Regions from separate parts of the Homo sapiens genome. Here regions 2 and 3 are each linked to region 1. Evidence: read pairs that join two places in POLR2A ChIA-PET (ENCODE). Cell type or tissue: CD4-positive, alpha-beta T cell. All regions are shown on one strand. Links, peaks and the distances in the headings refer to the core of each region. The heading gives the core; the rest is flanking DNA.

Region 1 (5,528 bases), core at 2,009-4,508:
AATCTCCAGGTTGACCTTTCTGTCTCCCTCTAAACACATCACATTGGCTAAAATTATCTTTTGTTAATAAGGATTATATTACATATAAAAGTATTTAAATATTTTAATGACTCTTACCCTTAGGATAGGGTCTGAACTCCTTAGCAGGCTTCATGATATATTAACCTTGTTGACCTCTTTGGTCTCTCTCAGTACTTCTCAATTCATACTTTGCTCTTCAGCCACAGTAAGTTAGTTTTAGTTCCCTGAGTATGTTATCAGCTCTCTGGATTCTGGGCTTTGCTCATATTTCCTCTATTCAAAATACTCTTATACTTCATGTCTTTCTTGCCACACCCCCCACCCCTTCCCACCAGCATATGTGTATGTATCACAATTACTCATCCTTCAGATCAGATTCAGTTTAAATGGCATTTCTTTGGGAAGCATTTCCTGATTCTCTACCTCCCAGGCTGGGTTGATTGCATGTATAGCACCTTCTACTGTAGTACCCTTTTCATGGCATTTACTTACCATAGCCTATTTGTTATTGCCCTCAAGCTCCATTAGGGCAAATTGTTTTTTCATTGTTTTAAAGTCAGCACCTAAATCTCCCTGGCCAAAAAAAAAAAAGAAAAAAAAAATTGGTACACTTTGAATTTGAATCAAAATAAATTTGTGGGTTTTTTTTTTCAACCTCAGAGAATTACTTTAATTCCAAATTGGGAATTCTTACTTAGTTCTGTTCTCATTCATTTATTCCTCTAGTATAAATAAGTAAACATACACAGACACACAAAGAAAACTTGTTTTACTGAATATAACACACATGAAGAAAACTGCACAAATCATCTTCACCAAATATTTATTAAGCAGGCCCTCTCACCTACTTAATCGTAGATAAGATCTTCACTGTCTTGATCCTATAATAGGAGAGTGAGACAATAAACAAATTAATAAATTAGACGGCTCAAATGCCAAATAGTTATTTGTATTGTGTGGATTTAAGATAGGATTATATGATAGTGACTGAGTTGCCACTTTAAATTGAGTAGATCTGGAAGACTTCTGAAGAAGAGGCCTTTAACCTGAGATCTTATTGTCGTAAGAAAAGCTTGTCAGAGGAAGAACATTCTAGTCTAGGTATCAGTTGGTAGAAAAGCCTTGTGGTAAAAGCAGCTTTGATACTGAAAGGAGGCCAGCATGGCTGAAGCATAGGGAGTAAGAGGAGAGTGGTTTGAGATAAAGTTGGAGAAATAGGCTGGGGAAGACTACCTAGGGTTAGGAGTTTGGATTTTATTCCAAGTGCAATGGGACACAATAAGGATATTTGTTTTAAAAAATGATTTTGGCTGCTGTGTGGATAATAGATTATAAGGGGGCACAAGTGAGAACAGGCAGACCAGCTAGAAGGCTATTATTTAAAGTGGACCAGGTGAGAGGCCATGGTGGCTTGGTCTTAGGTACTAACCTTAGAAATGGAGAGACACAGAAAAGTTAGAAAATGCTTTGGGGTACAGCTAACAAGATTTGCTTGAGAATATAAATGTGTGGGTCAGGGTTGAGTGAAAGAGGGGAATTAAGGATAGTTTCTAGAGTTTTTAATCTGGGCAACTGAGTGAATGAGGTGTCATTACTAAAAGAGAGGGGACTGGGAGAAAGGTAATGTTTTTATTTTTAAAGAGGACTGTAGATAAAAAATTCTGTTTTGGATATAAGTTTGAGATCTCTCAGACATTGATATGGAGAGTTCAAATAGACAAAGAGTGTACAAATAGGCATTCTTGGGAGCAATCAACTGAACAGAAAGGGTTGAAAATAGTCCACACCTGGATTTAAAGTCATGGAGTGGTTGGTATTCATCTGGCATTGGAATTCATCTAGCATGAATGCCACAATTCCCACCCCTTCTGTTTTCCTGGAAGATATCCCTCAGTATGGTACTCCTGCCTGCTAAAACTGATTTAGCGTCAGGGGCCCTTTCAATATAGTGCTTCAAGCAACCACAACCAGTCAACTACAGTAGGCTTCCAAGGTAAAACTTATTTGTCATCCTTGTCTAGGTCCTACTGACCTACTTATAAACTTCTCTGTAACTTACATAGATACATAGTTTCAGGTCATATGATTGGATTTCTTTTTGTTATTGTTAAGCTTTGATATTTTTATTATTTGCTCTTGTTTTTCTGATAACCAAAGTAATACTTTGCATTGCTATAAAGATATACCTGAGACTGGGTAGTCTATAAAGAAGAGAGGTTTTATTGGCTCACAGTTCCGTAGGCTTTACAGAAAGCATAGTGCTGGCATCTGCTTAGCTCCTGGGGAGGCCTCAGGAATCTTACAGTCATGGTGGAAGGTGAAGGCAGAGCAGGCATGTAGCGTGGTGAAAGAGAGAGAGAGAAAAAACAATGACTAAATCTGGAAATAAGTCACTATTGTGAAGACAGCACCAAGCCATGAGGGATCTGTCCCCATGATCCAAACACCTCCCACCAGGCCCCACCTCCAGCACTGGGGATTACAATTCAGCATGAGTTTTGGGCAGGCACACATATCTAAACTATATTAACATTCTTATTGTGAAAATTTTAAACATTACTGAAATGTATAACTTACCTATTAAAAGGTTCTCATAAGCCCACCCTTTGAAGGTAACAGAAAAGTTTCATGTATCTTAAAATTCAACAAATGTTTTAGTACCCACTCTGTGCCAGGCAAATAGCCTACCCTCATGGAGCTTACATTTTAATAGGGAGACAGTCAATAAAGCAAACGAACATGCAAATAGATAATGGACTGTCAGTTGGTGACAAATGCCATAGAGTAGGCTAAGATGCTATTTTAGAAGGGCTTGGAAAGTCTTCTGCATAGGGTAATATTGGAGCAGAGACTAAATGGTGGAGGAGAGGAATATGGGACTGTTCAGAGGAAGAATATCCCTGGTGAGGGAACTTCAAGTATAAACACACTGAGGCAGGAGCATGCCAGATACAAGGATGACAAGAAGGGCAGTGTAACTGGAGCGCAATGAGCAGGGCAGAGAGTGGTAGATACATGTTTATATATCTGCATCTCTAGAGTTCAGGGAGCAGGTTGGGGTGGAAGATAGAAATTTGGGTGTCATCAGATTATATATGTTGTTTAAAGCCATATTTAATAGACAGTTTATTCTGAGACCGAGTATTGATAGAGGAGGGGAGGCCTGAGAACTGAGCCCTGGGGTTGGTCAGGAGGCAGGTGCAACCAAGAAGAGTAAAGTGGAATGACCAGCGAGGTGGGAAGAAAGATACAACCATATGTTGTTTTAGAAGCCTTGTAAAGAAACCTGTTAAACAGGAAGGACTAATCAACTCTGCTAAATGCTGCTGGGACTAAGAAGAGTGATGAGAATGAAAGCCTGATCAGACAGAGTAGCTTCGAGAGAGAATGGGAGGGGAGGAAATGGAGATAGCAACTAAGTCAACTCCTTTTCAAAGCCTTTTGCTGTAAAGGGGAGCAGTGTGATTGCCTGGCAGCACAGAGGGCCCACTTTGAGGTTTGTGGTCATGAATTTAAAGTGCAAACAACCAGAATAGTTGTGTTTTTCTTCAGTCTTGTTCAGCTACTTGGTAAGAGGTATGGAATAGACAGAGAGTTAGATTTAACAGGTTTGGGGTTTTGTCAGGTGAGTACTGACAGTGAGAAAGGGGCAAGGCAGGGATTAGAGTGGTGAGAAATTAAGATATAAAGGTAATTGATGCATGCTTTAAAAAAAAGTGTTAGGTTCAGTGGTCTAATCCACTTAGTGGCCTAAGATAGGGTCAATCTAATCCACTGAGCCTATCTTCCCTGTTTGGGAAGAAGTATTAAGAATGGAGGTATTAGGGGAATTGATCCAGAAATAGAAAGGGTTGTTCAGATTATGAGATGCTTGGAATTGAGATCTTAAGGCTTAAGGTGTGATTATAGGGGCAGAAGATAAGCTTAGCATATAGAGACCTGATGATGGGTGGATTGCCCACATGGATAATTTAAATCAAGAATAATGAAAAGAGTAGAGGTGGAAAGATAATAAGCCCATTACCAAATTTTTCAGTGACTGAAGGGGGGCAATCAGGAATTGTAACCCTGGTAATCAAGATGGGTAGAGGGTGTAATGATCTAATGGCACGGGCCTTAAGGAAACTGTGCTGTAGGGAAGAAGTAGTAGGAACTGTGATAAATAGTGGTAGTGACAAGCAAGAAGGACATCTGCCTCACCACAAGCCCCAACAGTACTGGAGTGTAGGAGAGAAAACGGCGCTTCTTAATAGTGCTCTAGGGAAGACAGTGCCCTCCATTGGTCAGTTTTCAGGTAGAGCATGAACATGCTATGTGGCTATTTAGAGAAGAGGCTGAGGATTTAATGAAATTGCATATTTAAAAGTAGTTTTTTTAATTATGGGAATAATTATGTTGACAAAGAAACTTGGTAAAATATAGAAAAAGATAAGGAAAAATTACCATAAGAGACCCATGTTAATATTTTTGTGGGTTTTCTTTTGGATTTTTTCTTTTATTCTGAGATTATTTTATTTTATTTTTCATAATATTTTTGTTTGTATTATGCATATGACATATTCTTTGTAAGAAAATTTTTAATAGTTTTCTGATTATAAAATATGATCATGGTAGAAAATTTTGAAAATAGTGGAAAGCATATGAAGTAAAGAAAAACTAGGATCACAACACGCAGAGGTCACATAACCACTGTTAGCAGTATTTCTTTACAATCATTTTTAGGCACATTTTTAAAAAAATTATTGAACTTCTACTATATGTAGATTATTAAGCTTGGTCAGCATCAGAGAGCATTCACAGGTTTCAGATGAAAGGTAATAGTATAGTCATTATTTTAAGTCAATATTAAGTTTTGGATGACTAAGTTGTCAGCAAAGGCTTAGATTCAATGGTAATAAATGACAACAAGGTACAGAGCAACACATAAGAAAAATTCTTGTAAAAGGTCTGTGTCTAAACTACGCATTTATCTTTACATGTATGAGGGAGAAACTATATATAGAGAGTGTGTGTGTGTGTGTGTGTGCGTGCCTGTACACACCAGATCCCAATTAGCATTCATATATATAGAGAATATATTTCCCAGAATGTTAATTGGCTCTCTCTGGGTAGTGTAATTTTAAAATTACATCTCTTGCCTAATTTCTCTATGGTAACATTTTTGACTTAGACTTTAAAAAAGCATAAGTTTTTTAATGAAAGTCAGTTAAAAAGTAGCTCCAAAGTACAAAATAAAGAAATTCTAGTTCAGCATTTTTTTCATTTAAAAAAGAAAACAAACTGAATTTATTTAAATGTACACCTGATAAAGAACTATTTGCAAGGAGATCACTCTGAGATGTTTTTCAAATTGGTAAAAATTTGCCTGATTTTAGGAAATAGTGAAAACTCTTAAAAAATCAACTAAATAGAGTATAAAGAAGTATTTTTCCCTACCATTAATTTTTATATATTCAGTATTTGCAGTTCATCAATAGCAAGAGAAATAGTGGCACTTCTTTTAAATT
Region 2 (5,528 bases), core at 1,469-3,968, 300 kb after region 1:
GCCTGACGAGAAGGTGAAATTGAATGTTAGGGCTGCCCCCGGGGTTCCACTGCCTGGCAGGTGTGGCTGGCAGGTGAGGGAGCCACAGCCACGTGTTTGCCTGGAGCAGCTCCTGGCATCTGCCACCCCATGCTCTGGCTGCCTGGAGCTCCCGCCGCACTGGCCAAGCAACGCTCCATGATTGACAGAATAGAGGCCCAGCCAGGCCTTTTTATTTCAGGCTCTGCAGTTGAAAGAATCATAAATTGGGGAGAATTGAGGGAAGCAGGGCCCAGGAAGGCAAGTAACAGTGTGCTAGGGGCGGAAAGGACTTCAGTGGCCCAGAGAGGGGGAGACTTGCCCTAGGCCACTAAATGAGTCCCCAGATAGGCCTCAGGGTGCTTGCCTCAAAATTCCCCTCACTAGGCCTGCTGCCTCTCAGGACAGGGCAGAGTTTTTCTCAGGCCTCCCTGATGCTCAGGAGGCCTGAGCCTGTCATGGCACATCAGTATTCAATGCCACCCACTCAGAGAGGCCAACCCTGGCCACCCAGAAGAACGACTTAAGGCAGTCATCCTGTCCTAGCTCTCAGCATTGTACTCCTTGTCATCCGATATTTTCTTACATATTTATTTGCTTATTCATTTGTCTTCTTTACAGGAATATAAACTGCATGGTATCAGGAACCTTATCTGTCTTTTTCATGGCAGCAGTCCCAGTTCCTAGAAGAATGCCTGCTGGTTCACAGTAGGTGCTCAATAAATAATTGTTAATAAATAAATGAATGTCCAGCTCATCAGTATAAGTTCAGAATTGCTTTATCTTAGTTTCTCATTGGTCCTTAATCACCGATGCTTTGGAACATTACAGCTTTTATTTTTTCCTGGTATATGTGTATTAATCTGTAAACGTATACATGAGATGTTTTTTAAGGTACCTTGCTATTTTTTTGTATGTGAGGAGCCCCTTCTTTCCCAAGACTTGGTTGTTTAGAGTCAATCACCTGTCAACCCTAAATAAGTAGAATGAACAGATCTTAAAAAAGTATTTAGAAAGATAGCTCTGATGGTGATGTGGCAGATTAGAGCTGAGACTAGTTAGGAGGAAGCTGTTATCAAGAGCACGTAAGGGCCTGACAAGGATAGTGGGAGGATGATGAGGAAATGCAATGAAATCAGAAGGCCCTTCAGAGAACAACAGTCTTAGCAGCAAATTTCACACAGAAGGTGAGAGAGTGAGCAGTCGGAACAAACGTTGAGTGTTCTAACTTTCCCGTGGAGGTAAATGCTGATGCCATTAACTGATATATATAAAAACCAAACAAGTTGAGTTCTTTTGAGAAGAAAGAGTTGTGAAAATGACATGTTTGGACCTCAGATATTTTGATTTTGAGGTGTTTGTGGGACATGCAGATGGAAGTTTCCAATAAATATTTGGACATTGAGTTTTGGAGCTTAGAAGAAAGGTAGGACTGAAAACGGACAGTTCAGAGTTGTCTGAATATAGGTATATGTGAGAGATTAAGTTCTGGAAGTAGATGAGAAAGTCCAGCAAACTGCAAACAAATAAGAGGGAAAACTAAAAAATGTAGCATTTGTAGAGGTAATAGGTACAGTGGTAAAAAGCTGCGAGACTTTGGACAAATTACTTAAGTTTCTTGTGCCCTTGATCTCTTCACCTGTGAAATGGGTTACTTAATAATACCTACCTGAGTTGTTGAGAAGATAAATGTATTACACACAAAGTGCCTATTTAGTACAGTGCCTGGCACATAATCCAGATTATATCATTATTTTCCCAGGAGTAAGGATATTTAAGGTAATATAGAAAAAGAAGCCAAGTAAGAATACTGGGAAAGAGTGATCTGAGTCAGAAGAGAATGAGACAGAGCAGTGTCACAGAAAACAGAGGGAAGAGTTTGAACGAGGAGGTGGTCAACAGTGTCAAACGGCACAGGGGGATCCTTTAGAATGAGAAGTCAGTAGGGGTCCTTGGCTGTGATGATTAGGGAGTCATTTGTGTCCTCAGAAAGAGTAAGGTCAAGAGAGCTGTATGGATGGGTTGAAGAGAAAATGAAAATGACCTCTGTTCAGAGATGGTGAATTGAACACTTTCACTTCCCTCCAGTCTTAAAACTTCACTGATACAATAGTAAAGGGATTTTTTTTTCATAAACAAAGAAAAGGAAAAGACAGATGACAACAACCAAATTTTGGAAACTGAAAAGCAGGTAGATGAGTGTTAATTTGCTGAGTGCAACTGAGAAAATAGAAAACTAGAGCTGTAATGAAGGAAGCACAGAAGGAAGCTGAGTTGCTCAATAGAACCCAAGGAAGGCCTCCAAATTAGGGGTTGTAGGTACCTCCAAATTAGGGGTTGTAGGTACCTCTGAAAGTAGGGGTGAGACTTAAGATGAAAACTGAAAGTCTGCTTAAGAAGTAGTTAGACCGTCCTCTCTCCTTCATCCTGTCCCACCAAGATTCATCCCCAACCCAGCAGAGCCAGGACTGTTTTTTCCATATTGGGGCAGAAGACGGGATAGAGAGAGTGAACGGAATGACTCTGTGGAAGGCCACAGTAGAAACGGGAGGGTTAAGCTGAAGTCTATATGCTGAGTGATGAGATAGCCCAGCTACATTCACCCACTCTTCCAGGAATGCTGGAATCGGTTTATATCTTCTAGAAAGAAGAGTGAAAGATTTTTCTTTAAATAAATGAATATCCCAGAATCAGGAGTCTCCCAGTAAAATGGCTCAGCCAGATAATCTTGCAGCAATGTCTACCTGTTAACAACATATAGTGCTCCCATAGTTGTGTGTGCGTCTAAAATATTAACAAATGACATCCAAGAATCATCAGTGATGTTAGCTAAGCTGCTAACATGAAAGTTAGAGACTAAAAAAAAAACAAAAAATGCGATAATGAGGATGAAGAAAACCTAGAACAAAAAAGGAGAAAACAACATGTAACACTCAGAAAACAAAAATAAGTTCTTAAAATTAAATATTTGATAGTAGAAATTAAAATCTCAGTTAACTTATTTTGTATTGCTGCATCTTAGCACAGAGTAGGGTCTTAGTAAATATTTGTTGAGTGAGAGATAAAGGCTTGCGAAGTGCAGTCAAGAAACTCCCACATGAAGTTAGAAAAGTGACCTATGTGATTGATTCAGGAGTTTTATCATCAAAATAATATAAATTTTTTAGTAAAAGAATAAAGAAAATAGGGAAAGTGAAATTAACAAAAAATAATTTGAAGATTTAATTAATTTAAATAACTCATCTTAACTGAAGGCAGTTTCTAAGTTGAATTTTTCAATGGGTGCCTAAGAAAATGTATGGAAAAAGAGTCAAAGAGCCATGCTCGGACAGATCACTGTGAACTTTCAGAAAACTCAAGACAAAGAGAGAATCTTAAAAGCGTAGATGGAAGTGGGAAGTGGAGTGATAAATTGTCCTATTTACTGTGGCTGTGTAACAACAAATTGCTCTAAAATTTAGTGGCTTAAAACCATAACATACTTACTATCTCTCACGATTCCTGAGAGACAAGAATGCAGAGTGGCTCAGCTGGGTTGTTCTGGCTCAGTGTCTCAAGAGGTTTTAGTCTGTGGCTTGGGCTTGAACATTTCAAAGCCTTCCCTCATATATCTGGGAAGACTTGACCAGCTAGGGCTGAGATAGCTGAGGTACCATTCACATTTCTCTCTCTCTCTCTCTCTCTCTCTCTCTCTCTCTCTCTCTCTCTCTCTCTCCCTCTCCCTCTCTCTCTCTCTCTCTCTCTCTCTCTCTCTCTCTCCTCTCCTCCTCCTCCTCCTCCTCCTCCTCTCATGTGGTATCTATATCATTGTTATGGTTTGAATGTATGTGTTCATTTAAAGTTCATATGTTGTATATTGGAATTTAAACCCCAAGCTGATGGTATTAAGAGGTGAGGTCTTTGGGAAGTGATTGAGGATGGAGTCCTCAAGAAGGGATTAGCATCCTTATAAAAGAGGCCCCAGAGAACTGCCTGGCCTTTCCATCTCTCCTGCCATGTGAGGACACAGTGTTCTCCCCTTCCACCATGTGAAGACATAGCAAAAAGATACCATCTTGTAAATACACTTAGATTGAGATACCCATCTTGGAAGCAGAGAGCAGCCTTCGCCAGACACTAAATCTGCCAACACCTTGATCTTGGATTTCTCAGTCTCCAGAACTGTAAGCAATACATTTCTGTTGTTTATAAATAACCAGTCTGAGATATTTTATTGTAGCAGCAGGAATGGACTAAGACAATCATGATGTGAGCTCACAAGGTGCTCACACATGCACAGGCATGAGAGAGAGAGAGAGAGAGACCACATTAGCCATTTATTATTATTATTATTATTATCTAGCCTTGGAAGTCAGGTAGCATCATTAATATCTCATTCTGGTTACAAAGGTCCACCAGGTTCAAGTAGAGGCAACATACATTCCAGCTTTGATGGAGGAGTATAAATGTTATATTGTAAGAAGAGCATGTAGAAAGGGAAAAAAGCAATTAAAACAGCCTACATGAAAGAACAGGGAATCAGAATGGCATCAAAGTTCTTAATAGCAACACTGGATACCAGAAGACAATGGAAAAATGCCTTTTAAATCCTCAAGGGAAATAACTTCTAACCTAAAATTCTGTATTCAGTCAAACTATGAGTAAAGAATGAAGGCAGAATAAATACATTTTTATACATTCAACTTCTCAGGGAATTTATTTTCCATATTATATCAACCAGGAAATTTCTGGAAGCTGAGCTCCATCAATAGAAAGGCTTAACCAAAGAATGAAGGAGATTCAGGAAATGAAACTCCAACCAGGAGACTGGTGAAAGCAACCCCCAGGATGAAAATTATGCAGCACCTAGGACTGGAGAGGAAGACAGAAAACTCAGGAGTGATGTATCCATGAATTTGATATATTTTCTCATGTGTTTTAATGCTCCAAGAATGTGTGGATAAATTGCAGTAAGTACATAGAAAACTGAGTAAAGAAAAAAAAAAACCAAAAAGTATACATGAATATTTGTAATATATGTAATATACATGTATATACATGAATATTATGTATAATATATGTAATATACATGTATATACATGTAATATATGTAATATACATGTATATACATGTAATATATGTAATATACATGTACATACATGTAATATATACATGTGATATACATGTACATACATTATATATACACAAATATATCATAGTACATGCATGGCCAAACTGTAAGTAAAATCTGCATAGTCATAAGAATATATGTTAATATTTAACCTATAAAGAGTGGAAAATTATGTATGTGGGGGGGAAGGGGCAGAAGTGTGTTTTTTTTTGTTTTTTGTTTGTTTGGTTGGTTTTTTCTTTATCTCCTACAGGAAAGAAGCAGTGTGTTTAAGAGAGCTAAATCCTAATATTCACAGGACAAAGTCAACACATAATATCTAAAACTGAAAAAATAAAAAAAGTGTCAGCTGGGCGCAGTGGCTCACGCCCGTAATCCCAACACTTTGGGAGGCCGAGGT
Region 3 (5,528 bases), core at 1,896-4,395, 340 kb after region 1:
CTAGTAATTGGCAGAACAGGGACTTGAATCTAGGTTTCATTGGCCCTAAAGACCATTCCACAAAAGAAAATCATTATGAACAGAAATGTAGGTTTTTGAGTAAAGATTTTATGTAAATTGAATTATCCTATAATAACCTTGAACATGAAATTCAAAACTTAGTTTATGATGACTGGTCTAAAAGCTATCACTTTGAAGGGAAGAATGGGGAACTCCTTTTCAGAGATGATTAATGCTTGATGCAATTCTATTAGAAGTGCTGACTAATGGTCTGATGACTACTTATTTTGATCTTGGTGTTGGTAAAGAGAACTTTACATGCCAGGAAATGGAAAAAAAAATACAGATTTTAACCACTTAAAATTGCTAACAGTGAAGGTCTCCATATTATTTTGGTTCCAGCTTCTTTTTTTTCCCCCTAGGCTAATTTCACCACTTCCTCCTCCATTCTTGAGTTTTAAAAATGTCTTTTGAGAGACAGAGTCTTGCTGTGTTGGCTAGGCAGGTCTCAAACTCCTGGCTCCAGTGATCCTCCAGCATCAGCCTCCCAAAGCACTGGGATTACAGGCATGAGCTATGCCTGGCCTCTGTTTTGTTCTTGCAGGCTAAATTATTTTCCCCTGTTCTGTTTAGATTATTCTTAATTTAAAATATCATATTTAATTTTCCATTTTAAAGCATCTGCTACCATCTATCCTTATTTTCTCCCTTTTCTTGTTCATATTTTTTCTCTGTCTCTGGCTTTGTTTTGTGCATTCTTGCTCATAGTGCTCTGCCCCATTAGGTTACCGAAAATAAAATGTACTGGAATTCTAATCTCTAAAATCCTGGCCATCACAACTAGGATTCTTTGGAGTTTGCTTTCAACTTCTGTGCAAGGATGGACAATTCATTCATCAGTCACAGTTGTGCCATTGTGGCATTTGGAGGTGGTGTACAGAGCCCTGCTGTTTTTTTTTTATTCTCTGAGGTTTTGCTAAATGATAATGGGTGGGTCAAGGAAAAACCTGATTAAGCACTCACTAAAGAAAAAAAAATGTGAGTGACTGAGTGTGTGGGCATGAACATGTATGTGTGTTTTCCTGTGTGTGTATGGTGGGGGGTATCTTCGAGAATGTAGAGAGATGAATTCTCCCTAAAGAATGTATAGGTATTTGATATGAAGTACTCCTCAGCATCCTCTGGAATCAAAGTGAACTTTCTCTCAGATTAAAATGATGATTCAGAGTGGTTATGGGGCTGGCATTTTAAGAATTAGAGAGGAGAAAGGAATAAAAGAAGGAGTGTCTTCAAAGAATTATATAAACTAAACTAAAGCTTATTTAATCTCTTTCATCTCACACTGACATATCCTTCTTCCTTGTGATTTCCTTGATTGGTTTGTCTCTAAGGGAAAATGAAGAGGATTCTTTTAGAGCTTCCTATCTCATAATAAAGAAAGATTTCACAGGTTCCTGTTTCAGAGGATGGGGATACATCCTTTTATCTTAAAAGAGAACAATGTTAGTTCCTAGAGTTTCTATCATTTTGAAATAGAGTTTTTTTTTTTTTTTTTTTTTTTTTTTTTGCCCTTGTGCTGCTGTGACTTTCAGGAAACTTTTCACTGGTGATATCAGAGGCACTTTGAAGAAATGATCCTTGCTAATCCATTTGATTAGTGTGCAATACTGCAGCTATTGATGGGCATAAGGTATTAATAATAATCAATTTCTATATGTCATATTTATTAACTGTTAAATTTTAAGAAATTGTTTGTATAAACATAGGGATATCCTTGACTCACATAGCCTCTGTATCTCTGTACATGTCATTTGACTCATGGGTCCCATGAAGAACAACGTGTGCAGGTGATCCTTAAGCGTTTAAAGCAATCACGATATCAGCCTGAGGTGACAGGCGGTGGTGCACAGATCTCAGATGGTGGCTGAGACTATTCACTCTCAAGATCCACCAAGCAGAAAAGTGAGATGTCCAGGCAAATCTGCTTCTGGTCCTTTCCCCAAGTATTCTGCTTTATACTCTTTGGAAGAAATACCATTTCCCCCTGCCACAGTTGCCTAGAAAAAGAAAAAAAAAGAGAAAAGGAAAAAGAATGCAGTGAATATGCCGACCTTTGTAGACAAAGAAGCGGTCACCAACCCACTTGGAAAAGGACGTGCATTCTGAGTCATTTTTCTAGTTGTGATCAAGGCCTAGCTTTAACCATTGTGCCTCCCATTCCTGAGGTCCAGCCCTGCCCTTGGTCAATAATGGCCCTTTGGATTAAAATAGAGGAAAATCAACTAACTGGTGGAGGTAATTGGATCCAAATAACTGCAGGGAAAATCAGTAATCAGGAACAGGGATGCGGAGCAGATAAAAAAGCTAGGAAATAAAAGACAACAATTTAGTTTCTGATTGAGTCTTCTTGTACTTTTACTTTTTTTTCTTTTTAATTCAAATTAGGGTCTTATTTTAAGAGTTTAAGTAGCTTTCAGAAAGAAAAGTTTAGAATTATTAAAAAAAAGTTTAGAATTAAAAAGAGTATTCTTTTCCTGTTACGTAAAACAAGCGTAACTAGTTGTTCAGGAAAATACTCCCTAGGAAACTATGGCGAAATAGCACAATATCCAAAAGATCAGCCAATAGGGTAGTCAGAAAGCCTCCTTGACGAATCAGGAAACATGATAATAGTGGGTTTCTGTCCCTTTTTTGTTCACCTGGATTACTCTTTTTAAAACATCACCTTTAGGGATGTGTTGCCAGCCCTCTTCCTTCAGCTGTGATCTCCAAAGGAAACAGGGAGGTTTAATAGGAACTGTGGGATGCCAACATTCAGATCATTTTCAACTTCAAGAGAGGGAAATCAGGACAAAGATTTCCAACAATTTTAACAATATGCCTGTTATTGTCAGCAGGCTTAAAAACGAATCATATGGTTTTCAGAGTTTAGCAGGCAGGCTAACTCCCTAAGAAGAAACTCAGTTTATAGAAGACAAAGGGTAGGGTTAAAAAAAAAAAGCAGTTATTCGGTTGTCGGGTAACTTCCTGATTGGAATAAGATAGACAAGTTGTGAAAACATACTTGGTTCCTCTGAGCACACTTTTACAATCTCTCTTGGGCTCAGACTTGATAAGAGAGAAAAGGTGAAGTTTTATTTCTTGTACACAGAGACGTTGTAGAGTGGAAAACGAGACCATTAAGAGTGTGGAGGAGGCATTTATTGCCTTCTTTCTGACAGCAAGCAGTCACAGGATGGAACTGCTTCTGGCATTCAAGCAGTTAAGAGACTTCTGAGGTCAAAGCCACAAACCCTGAAGTAATGGGAAGCCATGCATATGCTCTCTGAAGCCCGGGAGCTTCTTTTAGAAGAGAACAGGAATTAGATTAAGCTAATGTTGCTGAACACATGAAATTTGTTGTTAGCAAATTACGGAGCTCAGGAAATTATCAGCTTCTACAGGGCATTCCAAACTTAGCCCCAAAACCATGGCAAGTGTTAAAGAGCAGAGAAAAGCTTCAGTCAGGCTAGAGCAAAGAACTCCCAAACCTCATGTCTGATACAATTATAGGCTGCAAATGGGGAGGAGGAACCATGGAATCTGCATGTAAATGGCAAAGTCTACCAGCAACCTGATATTGGCTCTAAAATTAACTTTTATTTACATAAGCAATGCATATAGAAAAATGAATAACTACTGCTAAAATCTAAAAAATGTAACCTTCATTTTCAATATCCAGAGTTAACATTATAACTGGCACATAATAATCACTTAAGAGATGTTAGCCATTTAAAAGTGTATATTTGTATATATATGTATATCTGTTTTTGTTTGTTTGTTTGTTTGTTTTGAGACAGAATCTCGATCTGTTGCCAGGCTGGAGTGCAGTGGTGTGATCTCAGCTCACTGAAACCTCCGCCTCCCAGGTTCAAGCGATTCTCCTGCCTCAGCCTCCCAAGTAGCTGGGACTACAGGTGTGCGCCACCACACCCAGCTAATTTTTGTATTTTTAGTAGAGAGAGGTTTCACCATGTTGGCCAGGATGTTCTTGATCTCCTGACCTCAAGTGATCCACTCACCTTGGCCTCCCAAAGTGCTGGGATTACAGGTGTGGGCCACCGTGCCAGGCCCTCTTTTGTTTTTTTTTTTTTGAGAGGCAGGGTCTCTCTCTGTTGCCCAGGCTGGAGTGTGGTGGCACAATCATAGCTCATAGCAATCTTGAACTCCTGGGTTCAAATGATCTTCCTGCCTCAGTCTCCTGAGTAGCTGGGGCTACAGGTGCATGCCACCAAGACTGAATACTTTTTAAATTTTTTGTAGAGAAGGGATCTTGCTATGTTACCCAGGCTGGTCACAAACTCCTAGCCTCAAGCTATCCTCCCCCCTCAGCCTCCTAAAGTGTTGGGATTACAGGTGTAAACCACCACACCCAGCCTATATCCACTTAAAAAATCTACTTTCCTTGCTGAGCAATATATTGGGAATATTTTTTCATGTCAAGAAATGTATCTTGTGTCTGGGTACTGTGGTTCACACCTATAATCCCAGCACTTTAGGAGGCCAATGCAAGAGAATTACTTGAGGCCAGGGGTTCAATACCAGCCTGGGCAACACAGTAAGATCGTGTCTCTAATTAAAAAAAAAAAGATAAAAAAGAAAAAAATTAGCCTGAATGGTAGTCCCAGGTACATAGGAGGCTGAGGCAGGAGGCTGTCTTGAGCGTAGGAAGCCTAGGCTGCAGTAAGCCATGTTCACACCATTGTACTCCAGCCTGGGTGACAGAGCAAGACCCTTTCTCAAGAAACAAACAGAAAACAAAAAAGAAATATATTTTGCTTTATTTTCTTTGTTTTACCACTAATATCTGTATGCTTTTATGACATAAGACAGAATATTGACTATCTTTGCTCTATCTGTAAATCAACAGACCTCATCTATAAATTCAGTGAAATCTCCTCTAGTGGGGAAGGAGATCATAAAAACAACAGAGCCTTAAAGGGCAAACAAAATATTGCAGAGATTGAATGTGCATGTATTTATAGGAATATATGCACAGATATGAATGAAAGAAATGACCATCCATTTTGAGCCTAGAAAAGGGAGATGAGCCCCTCCCTTCCTTACCATACACCCTGCCCCCTCTCTCCAGATGCGCTCTTGCTGGATGGGTCATTCCAGGATTTCCTGATTATAATGAGGAAGCACAGCTGATCACGCCAGTAAGTTCAGATTGAGATCTCATCACCTTTTGACCTTCAGCCCCACCCTTTGTTTACCAGTCTGAAAGCTGGCACACATGACTGTAAATGGAAGTAAAAAGAAAGAAGGCAAAAAACTGAAGTGACATGTGCCAAGTGGCTGTCAGCTCTTCAGAGCCACACCTTGTTTCTCTCTTCCTGTGTAATGATGAGAACCAGAGCCTTGAGCCATCATAGTTTAGGATGGAGACAGATCTGCAATGCATAAAACAGAGCCTACCCAAGACTACTATATTTCTTTGAGAAAATAAAAGGCATCAGTTGGGAATTTCTTCATTCTCCACCATC

Evidence for each region. ChIA-PET counts read pairs that join two places held together with the same protein. Peaks named below come from ENCODE experiments on the same cell type or tissue, not always from the same donor. Only the 100,000 strongest peaks of a DNase experiment are listed, where the experiment ranks them.
Region 2: POLR2A ChIA-PET joins it to region 1 with 7 read pairs; 15 of 35 experiments call an interaction of 5 or more read pairs at or near these places.
Region 3: POLR2A ChIA-PET joins it to region 1 with 5 read pairs; 4 of 35 experiments call an interaction of 5 or more read pairs at or near these places.

What each region holds. Positions count from the first base shown.
Region 1 is chr1:100,924,068-100,929,595 of GRCh38, forward strand. The region is part of intron 8 of SLC30A7 (solute carrier family 30 member 7); the gene reads left to right. Among named protein-coding and RNA genes, the nearest start is that of SLC30A7, 31 kb to the left of the region's middle. In CD4-positive, alpha-beta T cell, for the core only: no CTCF peak of the experiment used is centred there; DNase peaks (open chromatin) are centred at 3,464 and 4,274; H3K4me3 peaks cover 1,300 bases; H3K27ac peaks cover 2,500 bases.
Region 2 is chr1:101,219,992-101,225,519 of GRCh38, forward strand. No RefSeq gene overlaps it. Among named protein-coding and RNA genes, the nearest start is that of S1PR1-DT, 14 kb to the right of the region's middle. In CD4-positive, alpha-beta T cell, for the core only: no CTCF peak of the experiment used is centred there; no DNase peak of the experiment used is centred there.
Region 3 is chr1:101,259,636-101,265,163 of GRCh38, forward strand. No RefSeq gene overlaps it. Among named protein-coding and RNA genes, the nearest start is that of S1PR1, 25 kb to the left of the region's middle. RefSeq lists an enhancer at 1-923. In CD4-positive, alpha-beta T cell, for the core only: no CTCF peak of the experiment used is centred there; a DNase peak (open chromatin) is centred at 3,276; H3K4me3 peaks cover 546 bases; H3K27ac peaks cover 1,274 bases.